2 separate regions of the Homo sapiens genome follow, and region 1 is linked to region 2. A link is a contact called in ENCODE Hi-C or POLR2A ChIA-PET data. All regions are on one chromosome and are shown on one strand. Each heading gives the region's core, a stretch centred on a gene start or an enhancer-like site at or near the end of the contact. The rest is flanking DNA. Distances are from core to core; before and after follow the strand shown.

Region 1 (6,644 bases), core at 1,343-3,842, 310 kb after region 2:
TCACCTTCTTCTCCTTTCTGCAGGTGGAACACAGACTGATGACAACCACGTGCTGAGATCCCCTGTTACTGCCTAGACACAAATTGCTATCTAGGTCCTGTTTCACTGCCTGGCAGAACTGCCTTGCTACTTCTGGTTTGGCTCGCCATTGCCTGAATTCCTAAACTCCATTCTGAATATTACTAGTGAAAAATGCACGGCAGGGCGCAGTGGCTCATGCCTGTAACCCCAGCCCTTTGGGAGGCTGAGGCAGGTGACTCACCTGAGGTCAGGAGTTCGAGACCAGCCTGGCGAACATGGTGAAACCTCGTCTTTACTAAAAATACAAAAATTAGCCAGGCATGGTAGTGGGCACCTGTAATTCCAGCTACTCAGGAGGCTGAGGCATGAGAATTGCTTGAACCCGGGAGGCAGAAGTTGTAGTGAGCCGAGATCACACCACTGCACTCTAGCATGGGCTATATAGAGCGAGACTCAGTCTCAAAAAAAAAAAAAAAAAAAGAAAAATGTGCTACTTTGGTATTGAAATTAGCATCCAACATCAGCTTTTGGAGATACAGGTTATGCCATATACTTTGGTAAATTTCCCCCAAGCATTTAGACTTACAGAAGATATGCAGTAAAAGCTGTTGGAGTATATGCTACAAATGAGCCTTGGTGGTATGGTCCCAGGCCTTCCTGTGCTGATTAGCATTTTATGGCATGTATAATTTTCCTTAACATTGCTCAGGGGATTAGGACACTAGTCATATGCTGCCAGCCACAAGTTTTAAAAAACCAACTTAGGAATAAAATCACAACAGGAAATGAAGGCCATTTGGAAATTTGAGAACCCACATGTTCTCTATGTTATTTTCTTTTCTTATTTTTTTTTTTTTTTAGGAAGAGTTTCAAAGTTTCAACCTGTTTTAATGCTTGCCCATCTGGTTGTTTTATTAATGAAAACAGCAGCATCTTCTAATGCTCTTGTGTGAGGCAACAGTATTTTCCCAAAAAAATCACAGAAAAAACTTTGGGATTTGATGTACCATATTTTGTCTTTTACTTTTTTTCTTTGAAAAAATAAATCCCAACTGGAGATCATTTTAGAGAGAGTATGTGCTTAGAAATATTCAGTGAGTCATGCCTGGTGTTGTAGGTCTATTCCGGTGCGTGGGGTTTCCAGAACAATTACATAAGTGTTAGCATAGCCAGGAACTTTTGACATTTGTGGCAGCCTAATGGAGTTCTTTTCATCATTGAAAATATTCTAACTGTTGTTTCCTTAAATCTAAAATGCATAAAACTAGTGAAGCAGGATAAATTGATTCTGAGGCATTTCTATCCAGTATGCTTTGTTGGCAAAGAAACTGAAGAAAATTTACTTGAAATAAAATACAGGTGATCAAGCTGTTAACAAATACAGTGATCTAATCATCTGGCAGAAAGTGAGAGGATAAATTGTAAGTGAGACCTTTTTGTTTCTTCTCTTTCTTTTATCTATCAAGATTTCCAGCCCAGGCGTGGTGGCTCACACCTGTAATCCTAAGCACTGTGGGAGGCTGAGGCGCGTGGATTGCCCGAGCTCAGGAGCTTGAGACCAGTCTGGGGAACACGGTGAAACCCCGTCTCTACTAAAAATACAAAAAATTAGCCAGGCATGGTGGCTTGTGCCTGTAATCCAAGCTACTCAGGAGGCTGAGCTAGGAGAATCGTTTGAACCCAGGAGGCAGAGGTTGCCGTGAGCCAAGATCATGCCATTGCACTCCAGCCTGGGCAACAGAGCGAGACTCCGTCTCAAAAAAAAGAAAAAAAAAAAAGATTTCCTTTTCTTTTACAGCCTGACCATAGCATATTGTTTACTTGCACAACCCTACATAATGAGATTATTCAATCACATGTTTTTTAAAATTCGGGGATTCCAAAAGCTATTAGATCAATACCTTTCTTTAATCTTTCAAAAGATCACCAGGAAATAATGTGATATTCCACTACTACTAATTTGTTTGTTAAAATATATTTTTAAGTACCTGTGTTCCAAAGTATCTCCTAGTATGAGAAACTAGAGAAAGACCCAACCGAAGTCATTATCAATTAATTTTTTCTATCTCAAAGGTGAGCTCCCCAAATCCAGAGTTTAGGGGCTTTCTAGGGAGGGTGAAGTCCTTAGTTTTGTTTTTTTTTTTTTTTGAGACGGAGTCTCGCTCTATTGGCAGGCTGGAGTGCAGTGGCGTGATCTTGGCTCACTGCCACCTCCGCCTCCCGGATTCAAGCAATTCTCCTGCCTCAGGCTCCCGAGTAGCTGGGACTTCAGGTGTGTGCCACCACGCCTGGCTAATTTTTGTATTTTTAGTAGAGACGGGGTTTCACCATGTTGGCCAGGATGGTCTTGATCTCTTGACCTTGTGATCCGCCCGCCTCGGCCTCCCAAAGTGCTGGAATTACAGGCGTGAGTCACTGCGCCCGGCCGGAAGTCCTTAGTTCTTATAGATGATTGTTCAGTGTCTTGCACAATTTTGCTACTGCCTTATTTTCCTGCAGATAAGACATTGTAGTTATGGGTGTTACTGTATTTATTGGTTCAAAAGACATGGTGCAAAGGACAAGTAGGCCAAGCAGGCTCTGACTCATAGAGGTTGCTGCCTGCTTGTGCCCTGTGTGCGCCTTTTGAGTAAAGAGCACAGTCCACCAAGTCCAGCTCTGCATGCTCAAGTGCTATTGAATTCTTTCCACCTGACCACAAGTACTTGAGCACCTTTCCTCCATAGCAGAGCTGATAGCACAGAGCACACTGAGAATCCCTATAGGGAAGGTGTGGTGAGGCTGTGTGAACTGTGTGGGCTGTGGTCACGTAGTTGATCATGTAAGTGGGATCACAAACTTAGTAAGCATCCTGTGACACACCGTCATCATTAGAGTGTGCTTGTTGATGTTGGAGTACTATGTGCTATTCAGGACTATTTCCAAGAATTTAGTTGAATATATATCCTGGGCTGTAGGATACAGGATGAAAAGAGGATTTGGTGTCCCTGCCAAGTTTCCTAGATAATGCAGATAATTTCTTTTAGCAGGAAGTGACGTGTACATCTCAGGGCTGGGAAGGTGCAGTTATAGGAAATTAGCCTTAGCAAGAAACAAAATGCCAAAATCAAGACCAAGTGAGAACATAACTTCTAGACCAACAGAAAGGAAGTGAGGGGATCTGAGCTGCCCTGTTTTGTTTCTGAAAAACCACTCATCTTGCTCTTCTATATTCCTGACTTTCTCCATCCAGTAGGCACCAAGTCCAGCTAGCTCTGTCTCTTCTGATTTTGGAATCTGTCTTCCCTTCACCATCTCTCCAGTCATGGAGTTCAGTCTCTTACCATACTCACCTGGATTACTGCAATAGACACTAACTGGTCTCCCTGCTTTCAGTCTTCAACACCCCATATCTCACCAAAGGGATCTTTGTTGTCTGTCCATTGTTAAATGGTTGGGATTTATTGGGAGGATTTCTGTCTGCTCTCAGGATGGACCAGAAGTTTCAGAAATTGATAGAAATGGGTCGGGTAGGGATGGGTAGGGTTAGAACATTCAACCGTGTTGTCAGTGCCCTGCCCCAGAATGAATGCTCTTCCATCATTTCTCCATCTTTTCACCCTCTTTCTTCACTCCAGGGAGTGAACATTGTTCCAGCTTGGGTCAGGTGGCTGTTTGTTGGTGAGTAAGGGGTTCAGGGAACAGATTTAACAACTCAGCAGGCAATCCTTCAAAGGGAAATCAAGGTGGAATGGATACTGAGTTCTCAAAAATCAACATGTTCCCATGATATGTTGACTATAGAAGGGTCATCTAAGTGCAGTAGCAAATATAGTTTATAGTATTTACTCGAATGGCTTGTTAATTTATCTCTCTTCCTCAATAGACATTGAAGTCCCTGGAAGAAGAACCATGTCTTATTCATCTTTGTATGCCTGGCCTCTCATAGACACATACAATAAGTACTCATTGTATCAAAGAATGAATCAATGTTCCCGTAAGTGAAAGCTGTGTTTGGTCTAGTCTATATGCTTCCAGAACTACTTTATGGTCCCCCAGCCCCAGCCTTCAGTGACCCTGCTTCCTGAGCTAGAACTGCTCAACACTGACCTCAGCAGCAACGCACCTTCTGAGTCCACTCACCCTCTGGGTGCTCCTGAAGGGGCAGAGAGAGCCAAGCGGCTATATGTCAGATACAAGACCTCACTGTCTGCTTCCTTTCGTCCATCTCTTTTTTTTTTTTTTTTTTTTTTTTTTTGAGACAGAGTCTCACTCTGTCGCCCAGGCTGGAGTGCAGTGGCGCCATCTTGGCTCACTGCAGGCTCTGCCTCCCGGGTTCACGCCATTCTCCTGCCTCAGCCTCCTGAGTAGCTGGAACTACAGGCGCCCGCCACCACGCCCGGCTAATTTTTTTGTATTTTTAGTAGAGACGGGATTTCACCATGTTAGCCAGGATGGTCTCAATCTCCTAACCTCGTGATACACCTGCCTTGGCCTCCCAAAGTGCTGGGATTACAGGTGCGAGCCATCGTGCCCAGCCCTTTCGTCTATCTCTTATAGCACCATTTTAGCCTTCAGGGACTCCTAACATGCATTTGTTCCTGGAGTGCTTAGTAGTTGTGGATGAACTGATATCTATCTTACTTGGCAATGTAATAAAAGGAATGTGCTTTGACATCAGACAGAGTTGCAATATGAACACTTCAAGTACTAGCTGTGTGACTCTGGATACTTTTTTTTAACCTCTCGGGGTCTTTGGTTACACACAAGTCCAATGAAGATACTACAAGTGTAAATGAAATAATATATGCAAAGACACTTGTTATAACGCTTGGCATTTGACAGGTGTCCTGTGAATGTCAGCTCCCTTCTGCCTTTGTGGCTTATAGCAATAGGGGCATGAGGAAAATTTGCAGTGCTAGTATAGGTAATTTGAGCTGAAAGGAAAAAGAGAAAAAAGGAGAATGAACGTACCCAGTTGCTCTAACATGAATCAAAGTCAATGATTAACTTTTTACTGACTATATAAAATGCAACAAAGTTTAAATAAATGTAACAACTGGGCTTAAGGGAGAAACAAACCCATATATTTTCTAAAACAATAGAATTAGATATTTGGCAAACTAGAACCGGCACGGGCATAACAATTAAATTTCTTCTCTAATGAGCGTTGTTTGTTTTACTCTAGGATGCATTTGGATAAAATATTGGGATAAAATTTAGAGAGGTCTGTTTAGAAAAGGGAATTAAACATGATTGGCTATTATTGTGTCTTTGTTTTCTCATTTAAAAAAATTACAGAGGCCGGGTGTGGTGGCTCACACCTGTAATTCCAGCACTTTGGGAGGCCAAGGTGGGCGGATCACGAGGTCAGGAGATCGAGACCATCCTGGCTAACACGGTGAAACCCCGTCTCTACTAAAAATACAAAAAATTAGCTGGGCGTGGTGTCGGGCGCCTGTAGTCCCAGCTACTTGGGAAGCTGAGGCAGGAGAATGGCGTGAACCTGGGAGGCGGAGCTTGTGGTGAGCTGAGATCACGCCACTGCACTACAGCCTTGGTGACCGAGCAGGACTCCATCTCAACAACAACAACAAAAATACAAACAGAAAATTCAAGTACTGCAGTGGAAATATGATGGAGTTTCTATCAAATTATATCAAAAGTTGTTCTGGGGAGAACTTAAACCAATTCAACAGCTCAAAAGGAGGGCATGAAACCCACTCCTCCCACCTCCAGTAGCACTCCTTTTACTCATTTTTTTCCCCTTCTCCAAAATTCTAAACTGCTCACGCATTCCAGATTGTTCCTGAGGAGAATGAGCATATGCTATCCTGGTGTGGAAATGCCTGGTATGCTAATTCATAGTTTGGAGGAGAGAGAAGATATGAGGTCGAACTGGAAGATAGTGAACTAAAAATAATATAACCCACCTCCATGCCTCTCTCTTTAGCTCAGTGCCACATCTTCCCCTGCCAAAGGGAAGCCACGGCGCCACAACATCCTGAGGAGAGAGAGCCTTGATTTTTCTGTTGGGGACCCACTTTTCCCCTATAGGAGAAACGACCATCAATCACAATACCTTCCCCTATCCTGGCCAAAGGGAGGTTGGATCCCTAGCTGAAGGTAGGCCTATCAGATACTCTTGACCTGGAATTTCAGTGTGGAGAGAAGTGACACAAAAACTGAGAATGGTTGGAAATCATTTACCCTGGAGGCAATGAAACTAAGGAAACTGCATTATTCACAAAACCTGAATTTCTAGAGCTTCTCTTGTCCTTGAATAAAGCAGATTCTTCAGCCTCTCCTTCTGTGAGATACTCTATCCTTCCGATAAATTTGTTTGCTTAAGCTATCCAGAGTCAACTTCTGTTAACCTCATCACAGAATTCTGATGAAAATAGCTTCTCAGATGCTTCAGGCTCCAATATGCAATGCTAAAGGTCAAAATTTAGGGGTGGGGGAGGAGTCACTTGGGTCAAACATTTACTAAGGCACCAAGCTCAATTTTTCTGAAGACATTCTTCTCCCAGAGGTTGGCTTTATGGCATCCCTTACAGAGCGAGGGCCGCACAGGCCTGGGAAGGAAAAGGAGCCCCTGAGTCCATCTTTTCCTGCAACTAATTTGGTTAAAATCACCAGAT
Region 2 (6,371 bases), core at 3,607-6,106:
AATAGACCCTTACACACTGAAATACTATATTCCTTTGAAATTAAAATCTTGCGATCTAATTATTCACCAGGTCTTCCACACTTAGAAATTTTTTCTCATGAAACTGCTTGAGAATAGGATCTATGATTCCCGCATCTCTTCTGTTTCCCAGTGAGCTGCTCTCTGTGCAATATATCACATTAGTAGTTACTCTAATACTGTGCTTAATTGTCTATAACCCTGCCTTCAGCTTGCCCATGCCATTAAGGTGGCTCTGTGAAAGAAGTGTAATTAGTTTTTGGTATCCCTACAAGAAGTTGCAGAACCATTAGTATTGACTCCATCAAAATCTACAGATAACATCTGTTCATATTCTACAGGCAGGTAAAAAGCTGCATGATCATGGTTAATGCATGAAAGGCCAGTTAACACAGTGGTTACAAGCGTGCTTTAAAAGATCCAACAGCCCATCCTCTGCTACTTTATAATTGGTGAGCTATTAACCTCGATGAGCATGCTTTTAAAGGTCCAACAGCCCATCCTCTGCCACTCTATGGTTGGTGAGCTATTAACCTTGTTAACCTGTTTTCTCTTCTAAAGATGAAAATCATAATTGTATCTATCTCACAAAGTTTTTATGTAGATAAAAAGATAATATAGGTAGTGCAGCACCTGGGACAGGGAAAGCCCTCAATAAATACATACTATTAATATCATGATTAAAATAATTAACCAATAACTCAAACACATTTTGAAGATGCAATGGACTAGCTAATGATATACAAGTTATCCAGACTTAAGGTTTCGCTTTTACAGACGCATACGTTTATTGAGTATTTAAATTACTTATAATTTATGGTCCTTAATCTTGAAAGCAGTCTGGCATCCAGGTATCATGATAGCTTTATAGTGATTCGGACATGAATTAGAATTGTAGCTTTCCACTTACTAGTTAAATGGCACTGGACAATTTGGCTAATTTCTGGAAGCTTCAATGTCCTTATTCGACACAAGAAAAGAAGGTAATTCCTACTTTGAAAAATGGTGATAATTACATGTATATTCCCTAGCAGTAAATGAATGACAGCTGTCATGATTTTTAGTCCTCTAATCTTCCTAATTATTCCAAGAGACAGACACTATGTAACTGAAAGATAAATCTGTAGCAGAAAGCTACACATAGGACACTATATAGAGCTCTGCCTCTTCACCTCCCTAGTGGCATTCCTTCAGAATTAAGAAAGGAGTGTATCTTTGGGGACAGACTCACATGGGAGAATTTGAAGTAGGCAATTTGTGGACTCATTTTCTATAGAGTTAGCAGAATGTGGGTTATCATCACAGGATGGGTATTGCCGTGCTTCCTGCAATCTTCGAATTGCCGCACTGTGGCATGGTATTAGTATCCTCTCTATGATGGGCTGATTACGAGGTAAAGCTGCATTGGCTGACCGCTCTATCAGGTGTCTGCTCTAATAACTCCAAGCATGATTACTTTTTTAAAAAACAAATAGAGACGTGGAGGAAAAACAAGGAGCCACCAACCAGTAAGCACTTCAAACCACACCACAAAAGACCAGATGTTGCTAGACTGTTTTTATTTGGACAAGTTCTAACTAATCTTCCCTGAGATCAAGCGAAGGATTTAACCAATACCTAGTCACCCAGGGTAATAAAGTTCATGATTATTTAGCAACATGTGGAACTGCGGAGAGTTCTTTTTCGTTTCTCGAGGGAAGGAGTGAGAAGGAAGAAAGAAGGAATATCAAGCTATACAAAGACTAAACTAAAAATTTAAGTAGTTCAATTTTCTTTTCTCCCTATATAACACAGAGAATTGGAGCCATCCCAGTTCCAGTAGTACAAATTGTGTCAAGAACCATGAAAATTTCAGTAGCTATAATTATAACTAGGAAAAACATATAAACATATTTTGAATAGGAGGCTCATATTCTGGTGGTTTAATGAGCAAAAGGCAAACAATAATAATAACAATAACACATTACAGATTGAAATAAGAGCTTTGAGATTTTTTAAACAAGAGAGAGAAAATCACAAAGGAAATGTACCCATTGCAGAAAGAGACACCAAGAAGAGCTGCCATTTAGATTGAGATATAAAGGCTGGAGAGAAGATAGATGTTTCAGGCTGAGGGAAGAGGGTATGAATAGACCTGGGGGAGCTTAGTGTAAGAAAGGGCCTGAGGGAAGAAATCAATAAAGAAGAATGAGTAATAAGGAGAGTGGCAAGATGGGGTGGAAAAATAGTCAAGGCCAACTCATGCAGTGCCTTTGGGTCATGACTCATACTGTTAGTAGAATAAGGAGCCATTGACCAGCTTTTAGAAGGAGAGGCAAGATGTGATTTAGACAATCTTGCATATCAATCAGAGGACAGCTTCTTGAGACAGATTCCTGAGGCTCACGTCTTCGTCTTCGCTTAACAGCTACATATTAGCTGGGTGACCCTTTGTTTCCTCATCTGCAAAGAACAATAATAGGACCTATTCCATTGTTTTGAGACTTAAGTGAATTATTTCATGGGAAGCCCATAGAACAGAGGCTAAGACATAGTAAATACTCAATAAAGGTTATCTATATATATGTAAATATGTATAAGCCATATATATTTATGTTCATGTAAATATATACATAATAATTTTAAATAATATATCTAATGATTTTATTTTTTTAAGTTACTGCACTTGCTGCTGTGTGGACAAAGAATTAGCACACAAGAAAAAAAGAGGAATCAGGAAAACACATTATTTAGTAAGATAAAATAGAAATGCTAAACGTCTAAAATAGAAGGGTGACAGTGGAGATGGCAGGAAGGAGATGGATCAATATATATATTCTGGCCATGAATAAACTGGACCTTTTGATGCATAGGATATGAGATGAGGAGAAGGGAGATCAGGAATCTTAGACCATTCACAATATCCCAAAGGTGGAAACAGCCCAAATGTCCATCAATGGATGAATGAATAAAGAAATTTTGACAGTATATATAAAATGAAATATTATTTGGCTATAAAAAAGAATGAAATACTAATGCATGTTACAACATGGACGAACCTGCAAACATGCTAAGTGAAAGAAGCCAGGGACAAAATATCACAATTTGCATGATTTCATTTATGTAAAATATCCAGAAAAAGTAAATCCATAGAGAAAGAAAATATACTGATGGTTGCCAGGGTCTGGAAGGAGGGGAGGATGAGAACTAACTGCTTAATAAGTATAGAGTTTCCTTTTGGAGTTATGAAAATGTTTTGGAACTAGATAGAGGAAAAATACTGTGATTGGATTAATGCCATTGGATTGTTCACTTTAAAATGATTAATTTGGGGCTGGATGCAGGGGCTCATGCATATAATTCCAATGCTATGGGAGGTCAAGGTGGACAAATCACTTGAGGCCAGGAGTTCAAGACCAGCCTGGGCAACATAGTGAAGTCTTGTCTCTACTAAAATATTGAAAAATTAGCTGGGCATGGTGGTACATGGTTGTAGTCCTAGCTACTTGGGAGGCTGAGTCAAGAGGATTCTTTGAACTGAGGAGTTGGAAGTTACAATAAGCTATGATCAAGCCACTGCCTTTCAGCCTGGGAGAAGAGATACAGAAATACATACAAAATAAAATGATCAATTTTATGTAATGTGAATTTCATCTCTATAAAATTCCATAAAAAAGAATGGATCTTAGGTTTTGTCTTGATCAACTGGATGAAAAGTTTCTCAAGTCAGATGAGGACAGTGAGTTCAGTGCTCTGTTTTGAGCATTTAAGTATGTGATGTTTATAATTTTTACGAGATGCAAGAAATAAGTTACATATACAAGTTTGGAGCTCAGAGGAGATATCAGAACTCGAAGCATAGATTTTAAAACTGTAAAAGTGGATGATATAAGTATCTAAAGGAGATATGTCTAAAGGAGAAAATGTAGGCAAAAGATTTTATTACTATTATTATACTTTAAGTTCTGGGGTACATGCGTAGAACGTGCAGGTTTGTTACATAGGTATAGAAGTGCCATGGTGGTTTGCTGCACCCATCAATCTGTCATCTACATTGGATATTTCTCCTAATGCTATTCCTCCCCTAGCTCCCACCCCCCAATTTTAAAAAGACCTAAGACAAGCTCTGAGAAATGGCAGCATTTAAGAAAATAACCCCACAAAAAACATTGATAAGTAGAAGGAAATTAAGAAAATAACCCTGGAAGCCAAGAGGTAAGCATGTTTCAAGCAGATAGGGTCCCAACTTTGACAAATATTGCTGAGAAGTCAGGTAAGATGAGCGGGGAAGAAGTCCATTGGGTTTGGCAACCTGCAGGCTATTGTAGATTTTAACAAAGAGAATTCCAGTTAGTGAAGATGCAGGAGCACATTGGACTGGGTTGAAAAGTGGAAAGAGGATGGGGAGGAGAGGCAGTTTGTTTGAAGAGCCAGGAATTTTGTGATAAAGGAAAACAAAAAAATATGGCAGGAAACTGTGTATGGTTATGTTAAAGAAAAGACTTAAAAGATAGGAAATACTACATTACAGCATGATTGTACAATAACAGTGAGATATTACCCTTAAGGGAAAGCAGAAATAATTTTAGGAACAAAGCCTTTGATAAGCTAAGCAGTAATGGGACCCAGAGCAGAAGTGAAGAAGAAATATCCTTTCTGGGAGGAGGAGGAACACTTCCCACATTGTGGAAGAAGGAGAGTTTGGATGCAGATATACTAAAATGGCAGGTTTTGTGGTGGGAAGATGAGTGAGTTCATTTCCAATGACTTCTATTTTCTCAATGAAGTATGAGTCTGGGTCATCTGTAGGAGGAGGATGTGTGGGAGATCTGAGGAAAAAGGAGTTGATATGGTACAGTCATCTCATAGAAATGAAGAAACTTTATAGGATTCCTGAGGAGTGCTGAGTGCCCGCTTGAGGTTTCTGAATTCTGAATCAGTCATCTTGGCTTTGTAACTTTCCTCAACAAAGTTTCTGCTTGGGTTTGAGCAAAAAGTAGGGAAGAGTTGAGCAACTTAGAACAGCCTTTATGATTCACCCCAGACCTATCATATTCCTCTTCCTGCTCACTGGCTACTGGGCATTGAATAAAGTTTAATGGGCCTGTCTGTTAAATATAGAAGGAGAGAAACATCAACATCAAGATATTTTATGCCTGGATAGCTGTCAGTGGCAACAAAGTCATACAAAAATCCTTGGGCCTCAACTCACTCAATGCATCCAGTAGGAAGCACAGTCTTGTAGTCACAGTCACAATTGCACTGATGATTGGTTGCCATGGAAATTTCCATGTTAAAAAGGCCAAAGTCGTTTCAGGAACTGAAGTATAGCCTCACTAATTTAGTGTGATCTATATCCACATTAAAGGATAAACAATAGAATCAGTGAAAAGAAATGCAGTTGTGTTCCTTTCCAAGTATGCTGTGATCTAACCATGTAAGCCTAAATTGTGTCAAAATAAGTTCTAAATAAGAGGGACTGAAATTAATTACCTTGTAAAGAAAAGTGAGAAAAGACAAATAAAAAGCTTCATACAGCCTACTGAAATAACAAAAGGAAAATTAGGATAAGAAGAAAGGATGGATTTTCATGGTGCCAGAAAAAGCTTCATATGGATTAAGAAGGAAATTGTAGCAACCAACACTCTGGTTATGGGACTCGATGAATCGTCTGTGTTGTCCTCTGAAAGTCCTCCTGTCTTTGTCTTTCCTCACATCATTTAGCCACATGTCCTCCTCTGCTCCTTGCCATCTGGAAACCACTCTTTCTTCTCATCGTGCTTCAGGTGTCAGTTTAAAAAATTCTCCAGGAACATCTTGCCTTACCTCACTCAGTTTTGTTTATGCCCTGCCTTTTATGGAGAGTAATTTCTGAAGACCATTTATTACTATTATCATTAGGTTTTGAGAAGTTATTATCTAATATCTGCCTTTCTGCTCAACACCATATTCCCAGTTCTTGGTTTATACCTTGCAATCAGAGACCAGTATATAACCATGAAAGGAAAAGAAGGGAGGGAAGAAGGGAGACAGAATATAAAAAAGGGAGGAAGAACAACATGAAGGAAGGGGGGAAGGAAGGAAGCAAGGAAGGAAGGAAGGAAGAAAGGAAGGAAGGAAGTTTTCTTAATCTATAAAAGTTTTCTCCTTTCTTTGAATTCACAGAATATTATTTCTGTACCCTGCATGTAATACTTAAATACTACTCTGATATCTCTCTTGGATTGTGTAATGTGCAAATATTATACACATAGTGGCTACTGAATAATCAGTTAAATGAAAAAGACTCATACCCTTACAAGTAAGAAACTAAGAGGTCCCATATGCTAGACTGGCATCAAACATCCCCCTCAGACATGATAATAATTTATCAT

What was found. Hi-C counts contacts between places; a loop is a spot of excess contacts on that map. ChIA-PET counts read pairs that join two places held with the same protein, here RNA polymerase II (POLR2A). Pooled maps may share reads with other maps.
Region 1: a loop to region 2 is called in a pooled map, with 2.0 times the contacts of the local background. The contact joins two enhancer-like sites. A Hi-C loop is called at or near these places in 9 of 50 pooled maps. POLR2A ChIA-PET finds 5 or more read pairs at or near these places in 2 of 52 experiments (HEK293T and WTC11).

The regions. Positions count from the first base shown.
Region 1 is chr12:89,373,204-89,379,847 of GRCh38, forward strand. All of the region lies in intron 9 of POC1B-DUSP6 (POC1B-DUSP6 readthrough), which reads right to left. Among named protein-coding and RNA genes, the nearest start is that of DUSP6, 24 kb to the left of the region's middle. Within about 2 kb of position 2,593, at least 13 of the 41 ENCODE cell types and tissues checked have a DNase peak (open chromatin) inside an H3K27ac peak, as active enhancers do.
Region 2 is chr12:89,062,740-89,069,110 of GRCh38, forward strand. No RefSeq gene overlaps it. Among named protein-coding and RNA genes, the nearest start is that of LINC02458, 46 kb to the left of the region's middle. Within about 2 kb of position 4,857, at least 3 of the 41 ENCODE cell types and tissues checked have a DNase peak (open chromatin) inside an H3K27ac peak, as active enhancers do.